Regions from separate parts of the Homo sapiens genome. Here region 2 is linked to region 1. Evidence: read pairs that join two places in POLR2A ChIA-PET (ENCODE). Cell type or tissue: PC-9. All regions are shown on one strand. Each heading gives the region's core, and the rest is flanking DNA. Links, peaks and the distances in the headings are about the cores only.

What was found. Peaks named below come from ENCODE experiments on the same cell type or tissue, not always from the same donor. Only the 100,000 strongest peaks of a DNase experiment are listed, where the experiment ranks them.
Region 2: POLR2A ChIA-PET joins it to region 1 with 13 read pairs; 2 of 35 experiments call an interaction of 5 or more read pairs at or near these places.

Annotation. Positions count from the first base shown.
Region 1 is chr1:63,995,233-64,004,240 of GRCh38, reverse strand. The region is part of intron 1 of ROR1 (receptor tyrosine kinase like orphan receptor 1); the gene reads right to left. Among named protein-coding and RNA genes, the nearest start is that of ROR1-AS1, 110 kb to the left of the region's middle. In PC-9, for the core only: no CTCF peak of the experiment used is centred there; a DNase peak (open chromatin) is centred at 4,030; H3K27ac peaks cover 1,199 bases.
Region 2 is chr1:63,678,500-63,687,507 of GRCh38, reverse strand. All of the region lies in intron 1 of LOC105378771 (a long non-coding RNA gene), which reads right to left. Among named protein-coding and RNA genes, the nearest start is that of PGM1, 90 kb to the right of the region's middle. In PC-9, for the core only: no CTCF peak of the experiment used is centred there; no DNase peak of the experiment used is centred there.

The DNA of each region.
Region 1 (9,008 bases), core at 272-8,271:
TTAAAACATTATGTCATACAATCTCCTCATTTTTCAGAGGAAGCAAGTGAGGCCCCTGGTAGGGAAGTGGCTTCGCCAAAATCACAGAAGTTCTAAGATAGAGCCAGACTTTAGAGGTGGCTCAAAAGGAAATACATGCTGACTTCTCACTGAGCTGCATGTTCTGCCGTGTATAGCCATAAGATGTGGTATGTATTCTCAGAGGCCGAGCTTTGAGAGACACTCAAGGAATTTCCAAGCAGCCAGGGTCAGTCACATAGAAGGGGCACACTTTCTTCCTATGGTAAAAGAAGGCCTCCACTTGTGATCATTTGGAGGGTGGCGGGAAAACAGTCAAAGATGCTGATGGCTTTGAGACTGTTGGTTTTCAGTGTTACTTTAGATGTTGTTTGGTGAAGGCTTTTAGCCCTGTTTCTTTCCTCTCCCTAGTGCCTCAATGGAGACGCCCATAGCCAGGTAAATCACCTCAACCAAAGGCGCCTGTTTGGAAAAGTAAGAGTCTGCTGTAACTTAAAAGGACAGGCAGGCTACATTCCCCAGTAGTGCAAGGTCAGTCAACCTGAGCCATGCTCTAGCCCTAGGCTCACAATTGCCCCACATCTGGGGTCCTGAAGGAGGGGGCCTCTCCACACTAGGGACTCGGCTGACTTACTGAGGAGAGAGAAAATTTGGAGTTTTCTTCATCCTATATGGGATAGTCAGGACTGGAAAGTACTATGCTCAATGTCTACAAGGATCTTCTAGTCCTCAGTGACCTCAAATTTGGATTTCTGATGCAATCTCTAAATGAAGTTATCAATATAGTCACAAAGAAAGAAGATGGCACAATCCTGCAACTTTAAACCCCTGCTCAATTACCCAGTCACACTACCTATATTGCAGTACGAAATCACTTTTTAACCATGTAATTACATTGTAATCAGCATAATTCTTATATATGTGATGAATCCATTACTTTGTTGAAGAAAAATTCATAATATATCAAAATTTGTGCTATTATTTGTATTGTTATATGGTGAGATCTGCAGGAAAAAAAAGAAAAAGAAAAAAAAGGAAGGAAAAGGTGCCTAGGTTTTGTCAAAGTCCAAAAGACTCTGCTTGTGCTCAGAGATCTTCTCAACCGTCAACAGTCTATAAGGTAGGTACCTTTATTATCTTCATTTTATGATTGATGAACCTGAGGCAGAATGAAGGCAGCTGCCCAATCAGCTTGTCAGGGTAGGGAGGGGGATCATCATCAAATCCAGGAAGACTGAGGGCAAAGCCAGAGCATCTTCAACTGTGCCACATGGGGGATGGGGGAAGGAGCTGAGAGACATAACCACTTGCTCCCTGGCTTAAACCCCCTTCAGCCCCAGAGGTCCCCTGTGGAACTCTAAGCTCTGCAGTACATAGCTGGAGAACCAATACCAGAGGCCAAGCTCCTCAACGATCAATGTTTGTTTCACCAATTCTAAAATCCCCAAAGGATGGCACAGCACAAGGTGAGGAGAGGAAATACTTCTTGAATCACACTTAAATGCCTTTTTTTTTCCTCTTTGGAGATGCTGTTCCTTTTTTAAAATCTATTAAATTCAACCTATAGACCACATGCAGTTCTTGTATTTAAAGAAACTATGCTACAAAAAGCACCACAATGACACACATCTTTAAAGTGAATAAAAATAGACTGTATTCTTGAAAACTATATTACTTTAAAACTATCATACTTGGGCTCTCTTCCATGGAACTATAGAGATTGACTTATTCATTCATTATATATGCATATGTATTAGCACTTTCTATGTGTAAGAACTCGGATGAAAAAGCTCGAACCAGGCCGGGCGCAATGGCTCACGCCTGTAATCCCAGCACTTTAGGAGGCTAGGATCACAAGGTCAGGAGATCGAGATCATCCTGGCCAACATGGTGAAACCCCGTCTCTACTGAAAATACAAAAATTAGCTGGGCGTGGTGGTGCATGCCTGTAATCCCAGCTACTCGGGAGGCTGAGGCAGGAGAATCGCTTGAACCAGGGAGTCAGAGGTTGCAGCGAGCCAAGACTGTGCCACTGCACTCCAGCCTGGTGACAGAGCGAGACTCCGTCTCAAAAAAAAAAAAAAAAAAAAAGGTTGAACTGGTCCCTAACACCTTCTAAAACCTTACAGTCTGGTGGGAGAGGAGTACATGACCACAAACAGGCAATTATAAACAGCGTGATGGGGTTAACAATAAGACCTGACAAAAACAGCCTCCCTGTCCCCTAGCCACCACCCCCACCACAACGAGACTAAAAACTTGAAGAGTACTGAATAAAATGTCACAAGGAAATATATGATGCATAGCTGAGATGGAAAGAAAAGGAAATTCTTGGTGCCAAAAAGGATAACACAAAGTGGACGCCGATGCTGAAGGTGCCTATGAATATGGGCCCTGTGGACTGGGGCCTGCAGTTTTAATGTTCATTTAATAATCCAAGATGTAGCCCTAGGCCAGAGCGAAATCTGAGCTCCCTGCCTAAAGTCTTTACTAGAGCCTGGGAGAGCCGCCCTACCTGTGGGAAGGTGCTGGAAATACTTCTCCTAACAGTCCAGAGAAGCTGCTAGGACTCTTGAAAGTCCATTCAGGACTTGGGTGGGGTTGAGGGAAACGTCTCCATAAGACATCAAAAGCTGTGTAAAGACCAGAGAGATTCTGCACCCTTCACCCAGTTTCTCCCAATAGTTAACAGCTCACAGAATTATGGTATAATGTCAAAGCCAGGAATTTGACATTGTTAAAATATGTATATATAGTTCTGCCATTTCATTGCAAGCGTAGATTCGAGTAACCACTACCACAGTCAAGATAAAACAATTTTGTCACCACAAAGATTTCCTGTGTGCAACCCCTTTGCAGTCCTACCCATCTCCCTCCTCCCAACCATTCCTGACCACTGGCAACCACTAATCTGTTCTCCATTGCTATAATTTTGTTGTTTCAGGAATGTTGTATAAACAGACTCATTTAGTATGTGACCTTTTAAAAACTGGCTTCTTTTACTCAGCATAATGCCCTTGAGATTCATCTACTTTGTTGCATGTATCAATCGTTTGTTTGTTTTTATTGCTGTGTAGAGTATTCCATGGTATGGACATGCCACATTTTGTTTAACCATTCGCTGCAAACATTTGGTGGTTTCCATTTTCTGGCTGTTACAAATAAAGCTGTCATGAACCCATGCATAGACTTCTGTGCTAAATTATTCATTCCTGTAAAAAGGAAACTGCATTTAGAAGGAAGAGTTGTATGTAAGAAGCAATAATAAGCAAATACATTGGGAAATGTGTTTAATATTTTAAAATAAGCCATGGCTCTAAAAGTAAATATGTGATAAGAGGTAAATATGTGATCAGAGGTACAACAGAGGTAGGCACAGGGTTCTAAGACATCACTGAGGAAGAATACATATTCCCGTTTGGGGAGGAGGAATCCCAAAGGGCAGGAAGGTGGTCCTTTGAAAGATTGTTCTGGGTTAAGAGGAGACCTATGTATTAGAAAGACCATGGCACATTGGAGGAAGTGCAAATAACTCAGTAATGGTCTCACTCCACTACAGCCATAGCAACTTTTTCCAATCCAGGGCCTTCTAGTTCTTTTTGTCGTTATTTGTTTTGTTTGTTAAAGACAAGAAAGAAACATCCCAACTAGTTACTAAGGAGGCAGGATCTCCTTAGGGACAGTGGAAAGTCCTAAAATAAATTTCAAAATGGTTCATATCTTGCTTTTCCCCAAGGAGAAGTTCAAATGAGTGGACCCAAAGTTAACACTCCCTCATTCATCCATGGTGCCACTGGAGACTCAATGGATGCTTAATACAATAAAATAATTTGTTTATTTCTGGCCTCAGAAGAAGCTGGCAAAGACAGAGTATAAAAGGGAGGAGGCATGCTGCAGAATGCTTCGCTCAGAAACTGGTCTCAGCTCCCTACAGAGGTTCCATTTCATTTCCTTTCAGTAGCTGTGGACATCTCGGGTTTCCAATGACATCAACAAACTTTACTCTTTTTTTCCTATTTCCACTTGACTGCCCTTCCTTAAACATGCTTCCCCCAAAAAGTGCCTCCAGGCAATTTTTTCTTCTTACTCATCTTTCTGTGTCATCTGTCTTTGTCTTATGGAGTTTGCCATTTCATTTTCCCCTTTGTATGGCCCACGTACATTTTCATTTCATATTTTATAATCCATTTTATAATAAAAATCTATTACCTACTAATTGTCTCTGGCCAATTCAAAGTCACATGCCACTCAAAAGAAACAAGAGACACAAGGAAGATGCTTTCACAGCTGCAATTCCATGACAGACTGAGAGTTTGTTCTTGACTCTTTAAAAACAAGTGAAGTCTTGGTTAAGTCCTATACACAATGGGAATGAAGTTATACTGGGTGTTTCCTAAAGCCATAGTATATTAGCAGACAGTTTAGAAAACTATATTGCCACAAGGAGCTACACAACTCCTTATGTTCATTTGGAGTTTAATGATATTAAATTCATTTGTTTGTTCATTGATTTATCCATCCATCCATCCATCTAACAAATATTTATTGAGCACCTATTCTGTTCCAGACTAGCTAAGTGCTAGCCAGGTGCTAGGATATAATGGTGAACAAAATTGAGACAGTTCTTTACTTCATGGAGCTCATTTTCTGGTAGGAACACAGAGAAGCAAACAAAAAATTAAAGTATAATATGATAAATGCTGCAATAGGGGCCTGGGAAGGACAAAGGGCTTAGCACAGTTCTGGAGGATCTTGTCCTGACCAAAGATTTTGGTGATGAGGCTTATGTGGCTTATGGCAAACCAGATATTTAGATAGACATGGAATCCTGGATAATCTAATTTCTTCCTTTGAATAAAACAGAATTTTCCACCACAACTAAACAGTGAGCTGAGACCTGGTGAGGATAGCACCTCCCCAAGAAAGACTCCGATCTTCATAGAAAAGATGGTCTACAGTGGGTACATCTTCACCTGTCATAATCACGTATCTGTCTTTGCCTGCAAACTTGGATACTCAAAGGAGCCTTCTATTGGAAACAGAGAATGCCTCCCTCAGTTTTAGTGATTTGGCCTTGGCCATGTATACGTCTGTATTTCTGTATTAGTCTGTTTTCATGCTGCTGATAAAGACATACCCGAGACTGGGAAGAAAAACAGGTTTAATGGACTCACAATTCCACGTGGCTGGAGAGGCCTCGCAATCATGGAGGAAGGCGAAAGGTACTTCTTACAGTATGGCGTTGGCAAGAGAGGATGAGAGAGAAGCAAAAGTGGAAATCCCTTATAAAACCATCAGCTCTTGTGAGACTTAGTCACTACCACAAGAACAGTACAGGGGAAACCGTCCCCACGATTCAATTATCTCCCACTGGGTCCCTCAACACATGGAAATTATGAGAGTACAATTCAAGATGAGATTTGGGTGGGGACACAGAGCTAAACCATATCAACCTCCTAAATTGATTCTTCAATCAGAACTGAGTCTTTCTGGCTTTTATTTCCCTAGCAACATAAATATCTGCTGGGAATGGAGGGTTAGCCTAATGTACTTGTCTAAGACGTTCTAAACTTTCAGTTCCTTTTGTCTTTCTAGTTTACACTTAGCCCCTGAAAAAGATAAAATAATTGTCCATTCAACATGGTACTAGGTACAGGTTACATTATTTCTGCTCCAACCTGTGTGTTTAGAGACCAATGGCAAAATAGAATATGTAAAACAGAATATGTTGATGCACAAATTGCATCTCCTTGAAAGATTATAACACTGATATCAATAAAAATATTTTTCATGTTGGGACCTCAAACAGAAGGATGCTTCTGATTCACACTATGTTCAAATCACAGCAAAACAACCATGTAATTTAATAGGAAAGAAAATAAACCCCCTAATTCAATGATACTCAGTTTACTATTGAAAAGACAAAAAAAAAAAACCTTAAATTACCCTAATTTTCTACTTTACAATTTTCCACTTAATTTTATGTTCCTTTGGCCACCAGTGAGTATGTGTTCTTCCTTTCATTCTTCTCAGACAGTAAACTTCTTGAGAGGGAGGGTCATGTCTCATGCTTTCTTTGTGTCCTGCCTGACTACTAAATGATCCTGGAATAGGTTAGATGGGAGGCAGTTCAGCACAAGGATGAAAGGTGTCAGCTTTGTGTTGTTCAAACACAAATCCCAGCTCTGTTACACACCAGCTTAAAATTACTTCATACCTCTAAGACTCAGTTCCTCATTCATAAAATGGGCATAATAGTAATGACCTTGCAGGACTGTTATGAGGCTTAACTGGGATAATATTTGGAGATGACTTCAATGTCCAGCAGATGGTAAACTTTTAGCGAAGTAGCAGTTCTCACAATTGGGTAAAGACTTTTAAAAAAAAAAAACACTAATCATAGATACAGAAACTAACCATAGATACAGCCTGAAGAGTGTTTAATGTAATGATTCCCAAACTCAGCTGGGGAGCATGTTAAAAAAAATAATGATTTTTCGACCCCTGTCTCTAAACTATTGAATCTCCCTAGGTGAGTCTTAACATAACCTGCAGCCTAGCACCGATCCTCTACAAACCACCAGGGTAAGGAAACCCAGATAATATGTCTGTAAAAATAACTGAAAAACACAAAAAGCTTTAAATGAACTGAGAACTTTAATGTAATTTAAGAGTCTAGGGGAAAGGGAGTTAGCCAATTAAAATGTTACTTTTGCTTTTGTCATAAAATTTCAGTGTGGGCAGCAACCTCAACATTGAGACAGCTCAATGAATATTAACCAACAACAAAACTGGTACCTCTTGAACGTCTTTCAAAGCCAAATATTTAGGTCTAACTTGAAGGTTCTCTTAATTGGTTGACCACTGAATTAGACAACTATACTTTTACATAGAAAATTATTTTCCTGCAAAAAGCAGTGTGTAGTATTGTCTTAGCCTTTCTCTATTTTACATAGGATTTCAATGGCTGTGATGTCTGTGGAGCCCTCCATTATAAATGGGCAAATTGGGCAAGCCCTAAAAACGTGCAGCCATCCTACTCTAGGCATAGATGGGGAGAAAAACAAACCCCTTTTCAGCCTTGATTCTCAGCCACTTAAAGCATTTACAAAGAGAAGCCCACTTTGGCTGCAGTTGAGAAAGCTATTAAGATTCCAAGCACCTTACAGTAATACAAGTACCTTGTATTTAGGTAGCACTTTTCCTTTCAAGAAAGTCCGTACACAGAACAGACATTAGCTCATGACTCCACATGCAAAGGATCAAGGCCTGAGATAATCATACCCTGGTTGGACTTGAAGAAACCCAGACTCGGGCAGAGAACTTGCCTAAGGTCCCCTGACATGTCACCAACTGCCAGAACATAGCCATGATCTCTCCTCACCCAATCCTGGCTCCACTCAGGCTCTCTACTGCACTGCTGGTAAAGTCCCTTTCCCAGTTTTTGTTTTTGTCTAACCCCCTCTAGCGCACTGTTAATTCAATTATTTCAAAGCTCCAAACTGTGAGGCGTGAAAGGGGGGAAAAAAAGAACTATTTTCAGAAAAATATATTAAAAGTGTGATTTATACCTTCTGGCTGTCCCTGGAAATCAAGTGTTTAAGTTCATGGGATTGAGGGACTCCTGGATTAGTGGAAATTATCTTAATCAGAGAGATAAATTTAAGAGGATTACTATCATCCTGCAAGACAGTAAGATGGTTTTGCTCCAGCCATATTAGCCTGGGCGTGTAGAATCTGGATGGCTGGCAATGTTCAAATACTTAATTCACCTGAAATTGCACCAGTTTAAAATGTTTCGCCTGTCTGGACTGGGTTTCCTGCACCATGTCATTACTGATAGCCTGGGGAGATCAATAATCAAAGTTAAATCGAGGAAAACATTAGCAGAGCATAAGTTGGGACGAGAATCTCTTCCCAGAGCCTTTTAGTTTAATTTCTCCCTCTTCTGAAACCCCACAGTATTTTATCTGTTCCACTCTTAAGAGACTTTGCACTTTGTAAGGTGATCTACAGTTTCTTTGGGGGTACATCTTTTTAATAAGATTGTATGCTTCTTGAGGCTGGGGATGAGATTTTACTTTCTTCTACGTTACTCACAGTATCTCACAGTATCAATGTTGCACCAAACTCATAGTAGGTAGTCAATAGACGTTTTCTGAATGCATAGGTGATATGATAGCTGCATGCTCCCTATATTATCACATTTATTCCTATAAGGTAGTGTAGTAGACTATAAAATGCCCACAATTTATTCCTCCCTGTATCCACATCTTTTTGTATCTCCTCCAATGAAGAGGTGGAGTGTATTTCTGTACCATTGAATCTAGACTTGCTTTGGCTAATAGCATGTGCCGAGATCACCTTGGCTCAGTCCAGATCAGAGAACCGCCTAACCAATCTTTTTTGATAATAGCTATAATAATAAATAATAGCTCATTTATTCTTCAGCTAAATAAATGCTCATTGTTTTAAGACACTATATTTTGGGGTAATTTGTTATATAGAATTATTTGTGGGTAATACATGTCCATTTACAGATGAGAACTCTAAGGCTCAATGAGGTTAAGAACTAATCTAAAGCCATAGATTGACAAAGCCAAGATTTGAAATCCAGTCTTTCTGATTGCAAAGCCCATAATCATTCCACTAAATAAGCTGACCAGATTTCAAAAATCCTTGTGCATTCAGAAATAAGTTTGAGAAACTGAAGGCAAAAGACAAATGGAGGGAGGAACTTACTTTCATTGTTGTGAAGCGCTACGGAGAACTGCCTATTAGAGTCATCTTAGTCTGACAGGGTCTTGTGTTGGCAGCTCATTTAATCAAATTTGAGAGAGGCAAAAGTACAGGAGGTCTCTTTCAAACAATGATCCGGGAAGAATGATATTCTCACATCCAAAAGTACAGAGTTCAGCTAATAACAACTGCTATTTAAGCTTGGTGAGTTTGTCATTCCCTAATCCAGTATGTATTTTTTCATTATCTTA
Region 2 (9,008 bases), core at 272-8,271, 320 kb after region 1:
GGGATTTTAAGCCAAATCTGTCAAATTCTAATTCTTGTGGATTTTTTTTTTCTCACTGCAGCCTTGACCTCCTGGGCTCAAGCGATCCTCCCACCTTAGCCTCCCCAGTAGCTAGGACCACAGGCACATGCCACCACACCCAGCTGATTTTTTTTTTTTTTTTTTTGTAAAGACAGGGTCTCACTATATTGCTCAGGTGAGTCTCAAATTCCTGAGCTCAAGGATTCCTCCCTCCCACCTCAGCCTCCCAAAGTGCCTCACACAGATGTGAGCCACCACAGCCAGCCTTGTGGTCCTAATATTACATCAAATCCAGATTTGGACTGAAATTATTTGATTTAATGTAGGGAGAGAAAATTTCAGTGCGGATGAGGAATCTGAATGGCACGTGAGAGCTGGTAATATTTGGACAGACAGAGGAGGAGGGATGCTGTTCTGAGTGTGAGAAATAATATGAAAGGCAATGTGTCATGGAAATGGATGTGTGATGTCTGGCACCTAGAATAGGACCTGGTGCAGGGAAGATTGTAGGATGGATGGATGGACAGATGGGTGGATGGGTGGATAGATGGATGAAGAAGTGGATGGAAGAAGGGATGGATGGATGGATGAATGGATGGAAGGATGGATGGTGAATGGATGAATGGATGGGGGATGGATGGATGGAGGGTGGGTGGGTAAGCGGATAGATAGATGTGTGTATAATATGATGAGTGGACCAGTGCATGGGTGAGTGGGTGGATGGTTGGATGGATGGATGGTTGGATGGACAGATGGACAAATAGATGAATGGATGGATGGATGGATGGATGAAGGAGTAGGTGAATGGATGGAGGGATGGATGTATAAATGAAGGAATGAATGATACATATATATGGCATAATGGTCACTTATAAAACATAAGTACAAAAATAGTAGTGATTTTTGGCTGGGCACGGTGGCTCACACCTGTATTCCCAGCACTTTGGGAGGCCGAGGTGGGTGGATCACCTGAGGTCAGGAGTTCAAGACCAGCCTGGGCAACATGGCGAAACCCCATCTCTACTAAAAATACAAAATTAACCGGGTGTGGTGGTGTGCACCTGCAGTCCCAGCTACTCGAGAGGCTGAGACAGGAGAATTGCTTGAACCCAGGAGGCAGAGGTTTCAGTGAGCCAAGATCATGCCACTGCACTCCAGTCTGGGTGACAGAGCAAGACTCTGTCTCAAAAAATAAAGAAAGAAAGAAGGAAAGAAAGAAAGAAAGAAAGAAAGAAAGAAAGAAAGAAAGAAAGAAAGAAAGAAAGAAAGAAAGAAAGAAAGAAAGAAAAAGTAGTGATTTTTAAAAAGTATATCAAAATCTTAACTTGAAAACCAATGTTGTCCCTCAAATGTGTCATCTCCAAGAGTCTATGGATATTTTGCCAGGAGGATTTTGAAACTTTGTTTTAAATTTGTACTTTGGGCCTGGCTGAGGCAGGAGAATCGCTTGAACCTGGGAGGCAGAGGTTGCAGTGAGCCGAGATCGCACCACTGCACTCCAGTTGGGGCGACAGAGCGAGATCTGTCTAAAATTTAAAAAAAAATTTTTTTTTTTACTTTCCCATTTTGGAGCTGTGAGATTTTGGGGAATTTTCTTAACCTCTCTGGGCCTAGGTTTCTTCATCGATATATTGGGGATAATGCTTCACAACATTCTTCGGAGGAGAACCAATGCTTGTAAAGCTCTTAACACAGTGCCTAACACTCAATAATGATAGGTAAACTTTACATATAAATAAATACTGTGGAGCAGATTAATTCGAGGCCTTTTTGTGGCCAAGAGCCTACCTAACAAGCATGACCTATCATTTGTTAAAACCATTTTCAGGGAGACAGAAGTAGTCTAGACTAAAGTGTGCTAATTAAGACTCGGAACCACCCCGATTCTAAAATCCAAAAGATAGTTCAGCAGTGCAAGGACTTCAATTCAGGGACTTTGAAGATAGAGTCATGTTGAAATCTAAATGCACCCATTGTTTACTTACACAGCAAATAAGAGTGGATTGCATCTCTCCATGTGGACCCCTCAGGCTGCAGTCATTGCAGCTAGACTGTGGCCACAGCAAGAAGAAGTCATGACAGACTTTAACCAGGGCACAGGAAGAGGCCATAGGGCAGATCCAGGCTTGCAGAGCTTATAAGAGATGGGAGATCTGGCCAGGCGTGGTGGCTGACACCTGTAATCCCAGCACTTTGGGAGGCTGAGGTGGGTGGATCACAAGGTCAGGAGTTCAAGACCAGCCTGGCCAATATGGTGAAACCCTGTCTCTACTAAAAATACAAAAATTAGCCAGGCGTGGTGGCAGGCGTCTGTAGTCCCAGCTACTTGGGAGGCTGAGGCAGGAGAATTGCCTGGACCTGAGACGCAGAAGTTGCAGTGAGCCGAGATCATGCCACTGCACTCCAGCCTGGGCAACAGAGCAAGAGTCTGTCTCAAAAAAAAAAAAAAAAGAAGAAAAGAAAGAAGTGGGAGACGGAGACCTGGCTGGGCACAGTGGCTCACACCTGTAATCCCAACACTTTGGGAGGCCAAGGCGGGCAGATCACCTGAGGTCAGGAGTTCAAGACCACCCTGACCAACATGGAGAAATCCTGTCTCTACTAAAAATACAAAAATTAGCCAGGCGTGGTGGCGCATGCCTGTTATCCCAGCTACTTGGGAGACTGAGGCAGGAGAATCACTTGAACCCGGGAGGCAGAGGTTGCAGTGAGCTGAGATTGCGCCATTGCACTCCAGCCTGGGTAACAAGAGCGAATCTCCATTTCCAAAAATAAAAAAGGGAGACCTTCACTGAGGAAAACAAGAAACAATATTATGATTGCACATTTTACCAAAGCATATAACCACATGAGCACATTGCTAGGGTGCTTCCCAGTGGGGCCTTGCATGGGGTCAGAGCAAAGGCAGGATCCTGAAGCTTAGGCTTCACTAGCCTCATGATACATCCACCTCTGGTCCTAAGAAGCAGCCCCTGCCTCGAAATAGGACTGTTTTGCCTTCAATAAACACAATCTGATCTTGCATATAGACCTACGGAACCTCAGCACCTAAATATACTGCAGAAAGTATCTATCTAGCTCACTCATTTTATATGCAGGGAGAATGAGAAGTGAAGTGTTTCGGTCAAGGTCATACAGACTGGAATAATTAGAGCCTAACAGGCAAATGAATTCCATGGGAAAGAAGGTACCTTGGAAACTTTAAGCATGTAAACCTAAATTATCCTTTTGTAAATCGATATTATCCATACAAATAAAAATCTATTTTAAAAAAGGAACAGCATAACAAAAACATATTAATCTATAGACTATACAAGCAGTTGAGAATAGCTTTTAATAATATTTTCCAAGTATATGGCAAAGAACACTTCTTAAATTGCTTTGAAACTGTCTACCACAATTGAATCATTCACGCATCCAAAAACTATTAAGCATTATCTTATCCCCTGAAAGCAGAGCCCAGGACAAAGATTTGGATGCAGGTAGTTTACTTGGGAGGTGAGCCAGAAAACAGAAAGGAGGGGGCAGGGAGAGGAAGACAGAGAAGGAGGAACAGCCAACAGGAGAGTATGAGCTAGTTACTACTATGAGCAACTACGGTTCACTTCTGCGGGAGCCCCCATGAGAAATTGTGTAGCATACACCTTGGGTAGTTCCTCTGTAAGACTGGAGGCTTTTTATCCATAAACTCCCACCTCTCATTTGTTGAAGATTATCCTAGGGGCATGAACTCTCTAGCTCTTCTGGACTGTGCCTTTTTCTTTTTGCTTTTCCTTGCCTTGCCTCTTCAAAATCCCCAAGAAAGGTTTAGGAGCCAGGCGTGGTGGCTCACACCTGTAATTCCAACACTTTGGGAGGCCAAGGCGGGAGGATCACTTGAGGTCAGGAGTTCGAGACCAGCTTGGCCATGGCGAAACCCTATCTCTACTAAAATTATAAAAATTAGCCAGGCGTGGTGGCATGCACCTGTAATCCCAGCTACTTGGGAGGCTGAGGCAGGAGAATCGCTTGAACCCAGGAGAAGGAGGTTGCAGTGAGCCGAGATCACACCACTGCACTCCAGCCTGGGCAACAGAGTGAGACTCCAGAGTGAGACTCTGTCAAGAAAAGAAAGAAAAAGAAAAAAAAAAAAAGCTTAGGGAGCAGGAAGCATAGAACCGCCTACTACAGCTGTAGCTGAAATCAGAGGTGGGCTTCGGGGCTGTGGCATGGGCCCTCAGGAATGCTTGCTGCAAATATCAACCATGTACCAGGAGTCAATGTCTGTCTAATCCTCTATTTTTAAACCAGGCTGATCCACCTGCATAGTCCAAAGAGCCATGAATATACATCTCAAAGCCACACGGCAGTCATTCAACAAATGCCTGTCAGGCACTCACCATGGCTCCGGTATTGTTTTAGAAACTGAATAGAGAATGGTGAACAAGGCAGACCTTATATCTCTCTTGAACTGTATACTCTTGTGAGGCGGAGAAAATAAATAAAGAAATGAACACACAAAAACACAGACAACTTGTTTGCTAGTAGTAGATACCACTCATGCTGACAATTGCACTGTCGGCATGTAACTGAGGAAGCAGCTGCTTCAGGATGGCTGGTCAGGGAAAACTTCTTTGAGGAGGTGGCATTTGCAGCGATCTGAAGGACATGGGGCCATCATGAGAATATTGACAGGGGGCAGGGGACGAAGGGGATTCTGCAAAAAGGAAGCAGCTAGTGCAGAGTCCGTCAAAAAGCAGCTTGAGGTGGAAGCGGTGGCTCACGCCTATAATCCCAGCACTTTGAGAGGCCAATGTGAGCAGAGCACTTGAGCTCAGGAGTTCAAGACCAGCCTGGGCAACACGGTGAAACCCCATCTCTACTGAAAATACAACAGTAGCTGAATGTGGTGGCGCACGCCTGTAATTCCAGCCACTCAGGAGGCTGAGGCATGAGAATCATTTGAACTGGGGAGGTGGAGGTTGAAGTGAGCCGAGATGGTGCCACTGCACTCCATCCTGGGTGACAGAGTGAGACCTTGTCTCAATAAAAAGAAGCTCAAAGTGTGTGAGGAACCCATGACAGGCCAGGGTAGCCAGGGCGCCAGGCGAGGAGGTTGAAAAGGTCGTCAGGGTGAGATCATGCAATGTTTATGAGCTGGGGCTAGATGTTTGGTTTTTATTCTAAGTGTGTTGTGAAGTCATTAGAAGGTTTTAAAAGGAGGGTGGTATGCTGTGGTTTTGTTTGTAAGAGTTCATTTTGGCTGCTGTGTGGAGAATGGGGGTGAGGCAGGAGTGGAAGCTGTGGATTACCCATTGCTGTAATCTGGGTGCCTTGAATTGTGTGGCACCAGCAGAGAAAAGTGGAGAGTTTCAGAGCATATTTCTGAGGTCAAGTTGATGGCACTCTCAGGCACACTGAACTGAAAGAACTGAAGGATAGCTCCTAGATTTTTGGCCTGAGCATCTGGATGCCTGGGGATTATTTGTTGAGATAGGAAAAACTACATATATTGGTCTGGGTTCTCCAGAGAAACAGAACACATACACACATACACACACACACACACACACACACACATACACACACACACACACACACACACCAGAGAGAGAGAGAGAGAGAGAGAGAGTAAGGAATTGGCTCATGTGATTATGAAGGCTGAGAAGTCTGAGATCTGCAGGTGGCAACTAGAGACTAAGGCGAGCTGATGGTAGAGTTCCAGTCCAAGTCTGAAAGCCTGAGAACCAGAAGAGCCCATGGGGTAAGTTCCAGTCCAAGTCTGAAGGTAAGAGAGGATTGATGTTGCAGCTCAAAGACAGTCAGATATATAGAGAGAATTATTTCTACTCAGCCTCTTATTCTATTCAGGCCTCGACTGAATAAAGTCCATTCACCTTAGGGAAGACAATCAACTTTCCTCAATCCACAAACACAAATGTTCATCTCACCCAGAAACACCCTCCCAGACACACCCAGAGATAATGCTTCACCAAATATTGGGGCACCTTCTGGACCAGCTAAGTTGACACATAAAATTAACCATCACACCAGGGAAAGAATAAGATGACTATGATCATGCAGGGGATCAAGATTTCTGTTTGAGCCCCATGAATTTGAGGTGCCTAAAAGACATCCAAAAAAGTGACAAATGGACAGTGGGATATAGAAGCTTCAAGTTCTGGGATGAGCCCATGGCTGGAGATCTAAATTAGGAATTTACTGATTTAGAGATGGCTTTGAAGCCACAGAACTGGATGATGCCACCTAGTTAGAGGACAGCAAGTGTCCATGGCAGAATCCTGGCACACTCCAAGATACTCCATGTATATTCATTTGCTAGGGCTGCCATAACAAAGCATGAAAAACTGGATGGCTTAGGACAACAGAAGCTTATTGTCCCACAGTTCTGGAGGCCAGAAGTATGAGATTAAGGTGTCAGCAGGGTTGGTTCCTTCCGAGGCTGTGAGGGAGAATCTGTTGCATGCCCCTCTCCTAGCTCCTGGGGGTTGGCTGGCAACCTTCGGTATTCCTTGAATTATAGATGCAGCACCTCAATCTCCACTTTCATGTCCATGTATTGTTCTTGTGTGTATGTCTGTCCCTTGTGTCCAAATCTCCCCTTTTTAGAAGGACACCAGTCATATTGGATTGGGACCACTCTGATGACCTCATTTTAACTCTACTTCTCTGAAGATTCCATTTCCAAATTAGGTCACATTCTGAGGTACTGGAGGTTAGCACTTCAAAATCTTCTTTGTGGAGGATATAATTCATCCCACAATGCCATGCTAATTCTGCTGCCTCTTCTCTCTGCTCTGGACTTACAACCATTTCATTCCATTTCTGTCCAGATCCTGACCCCACATGCTCCTGTTCAGGGTGCCCGTAGAGATATTAGGTTGGTGCAAAAGTAATTGCAGCCTTTGCAATTACTTTTAATTGCAAAAACCACAATTATGAAAAATGCAATTACTTTTGCACTAATATAATAGTTCTGCAGTTTGATCTTTGGATAATTCCAAGAACTCTGGCTCAGCCCTTGTTCTAGTGGTTTGTACTACTGGTCATTGTGGTAAGAGTTCTGTGCCCAACTCTGACTTCTGGGACCCAAAACTTAACATCAACTCACCTGGGCTTCACAAGTTCCCATGAGAAGGGCATGACACCCAAGCACCAAACATACTTAATTTGTTAGAGAATTAGCAACCTACTCAAGGTGAGAAAACACAGTCATCCATAATGAATAAGACAAAGTTTGAGTGGATGGTTTAATTGTCTCCTGAGATAATGAAGAAATAAGAAACATTTAGACAAAATGGGTAAAGCTGTTGTCTTATTCTATTTGTGTTGCTATAAAGGTATATCTGAGACTGGGTAATTTATTTTTTTTAAAGAGGTATATTTGGCTCTCAGTTCTGCAGGCTGTACAGGAAGCATGGTGTCAGCATTTGCTTCTGGTGAGGACTTCAGGCTGCTTCCACTCATGGTGGAAGATCAAGGATAGCCAGTGTGTGCAGAGATCACATGGTGAGAGGAGAAGCAAAAAGAGAAGGGAGGTGGCAGCCTCTTTTTTAGCAACCAGATTTCTCAGGAACTAACAGACTGAGAACTCACTCATCACCGTGAGAACAGCATCAGCCTGTCATGAGGGATCTGCCCCCATGACCCAAATACCTTCCATTAGGTCCCACTTCCAACACTGGGGACCGAATTTCATTGTGAGGCTTGGAGGGGTCATAGCAGCAAGACTTTAGGAAGAGTGCTGAGGGGTACAGAAGAAGGAAACCTGGATGGCGTCACAGATGTGAGTTCTCATGCTTGCTCTGCCACTAACCTTGATCATATCAAGGGTGTCCTTGGTACAATCCACTTTCTCTTTTTGATCCACTCTTGCCTCATCTTTGAAATGCAAATGCCCTCCCAGTTCTAGCCATCTATGATGATAAGGTGGCCCTGGAAGCTTCAGCCTTATGTGACAGGATTGGATGCTGGTAGAGAGGTTGAAAGCAGAGAATCTGCTGGGAGATCTGAAATGGGATGGGCCTGAAGGCGGGCAAGGGCAGTGGAAGTTGGAAGGACTCCTTATGCCCACAGGTGTCCATGTAGATGCTATAGGAAGGCACAGACAAAAAAGCAAGATTTGAGCTCTCTTCTTGAGGGGCTATCAGATCCCTTTGTTCTAGGCTGGGAAATAGGAGCATCTCTTCCTGGACACTGAACATCTTGTGGTTTCCCTGACTCACTGTCTTCTTAATTCCCAGTATTTAATAAGCTCCTCCCTCTGCCTGGAACTCTTTTTCCACTTCTCTTAACAGTTCTGGCGGTGCCAGGTAAAATCCAGGACACTCAGTTAAATTTAAATAATGGAATTATTTTTAGCATTATTTGGGACTTCCTTATGTTAAAAAAATTATTTGTTGTTTATCTGAAATTCAAGTATAACTGGGCATTCTGTATCTTTATTTGAAAAATTTGGCAACCCTATTTTATTTTATTTTATTTACTTTTAAATTTTATTTATTTATTTAATTTGAGACAGAGACTCACTTGCTCTGTTGCCCAGGGTGGAGTGCTGTGGTGCAATCTCGGCTCACTGCAACCTCCCTCTCCCGAGTTCAAGCCATTCTGCCTCAGCCTCCCGAGTAGCAGGGATTACAGGTGTGCACCACCATGCCTGGCTAATTTTTGTATTTTTAGTAGTGATGGGTTTTCGCCATGTTGGCCAGGCTGGTCTTGAACTCCTGGCCTCAAGCGACCCGTCCACCTCTTGCCTCCCAAAGTGCTGGGATTACAGGAGCGAGCCACTGTGCCTGGCCTGCAACTTTATTTTAAACTTGTCAACTCCTGCTTTTACCCTAGACCCTGCCAGGTATCACTGCCTCCATATCTTCCCTGACAGCCCTATTTCCCCTTCCCCAAGGCTGGATTAGATGCCCCTTTTCTGTGCTTCCACAGCCATCTGTATGCACCTCTTTCATTTAACTATAATTGTATTTTCTTTCCCT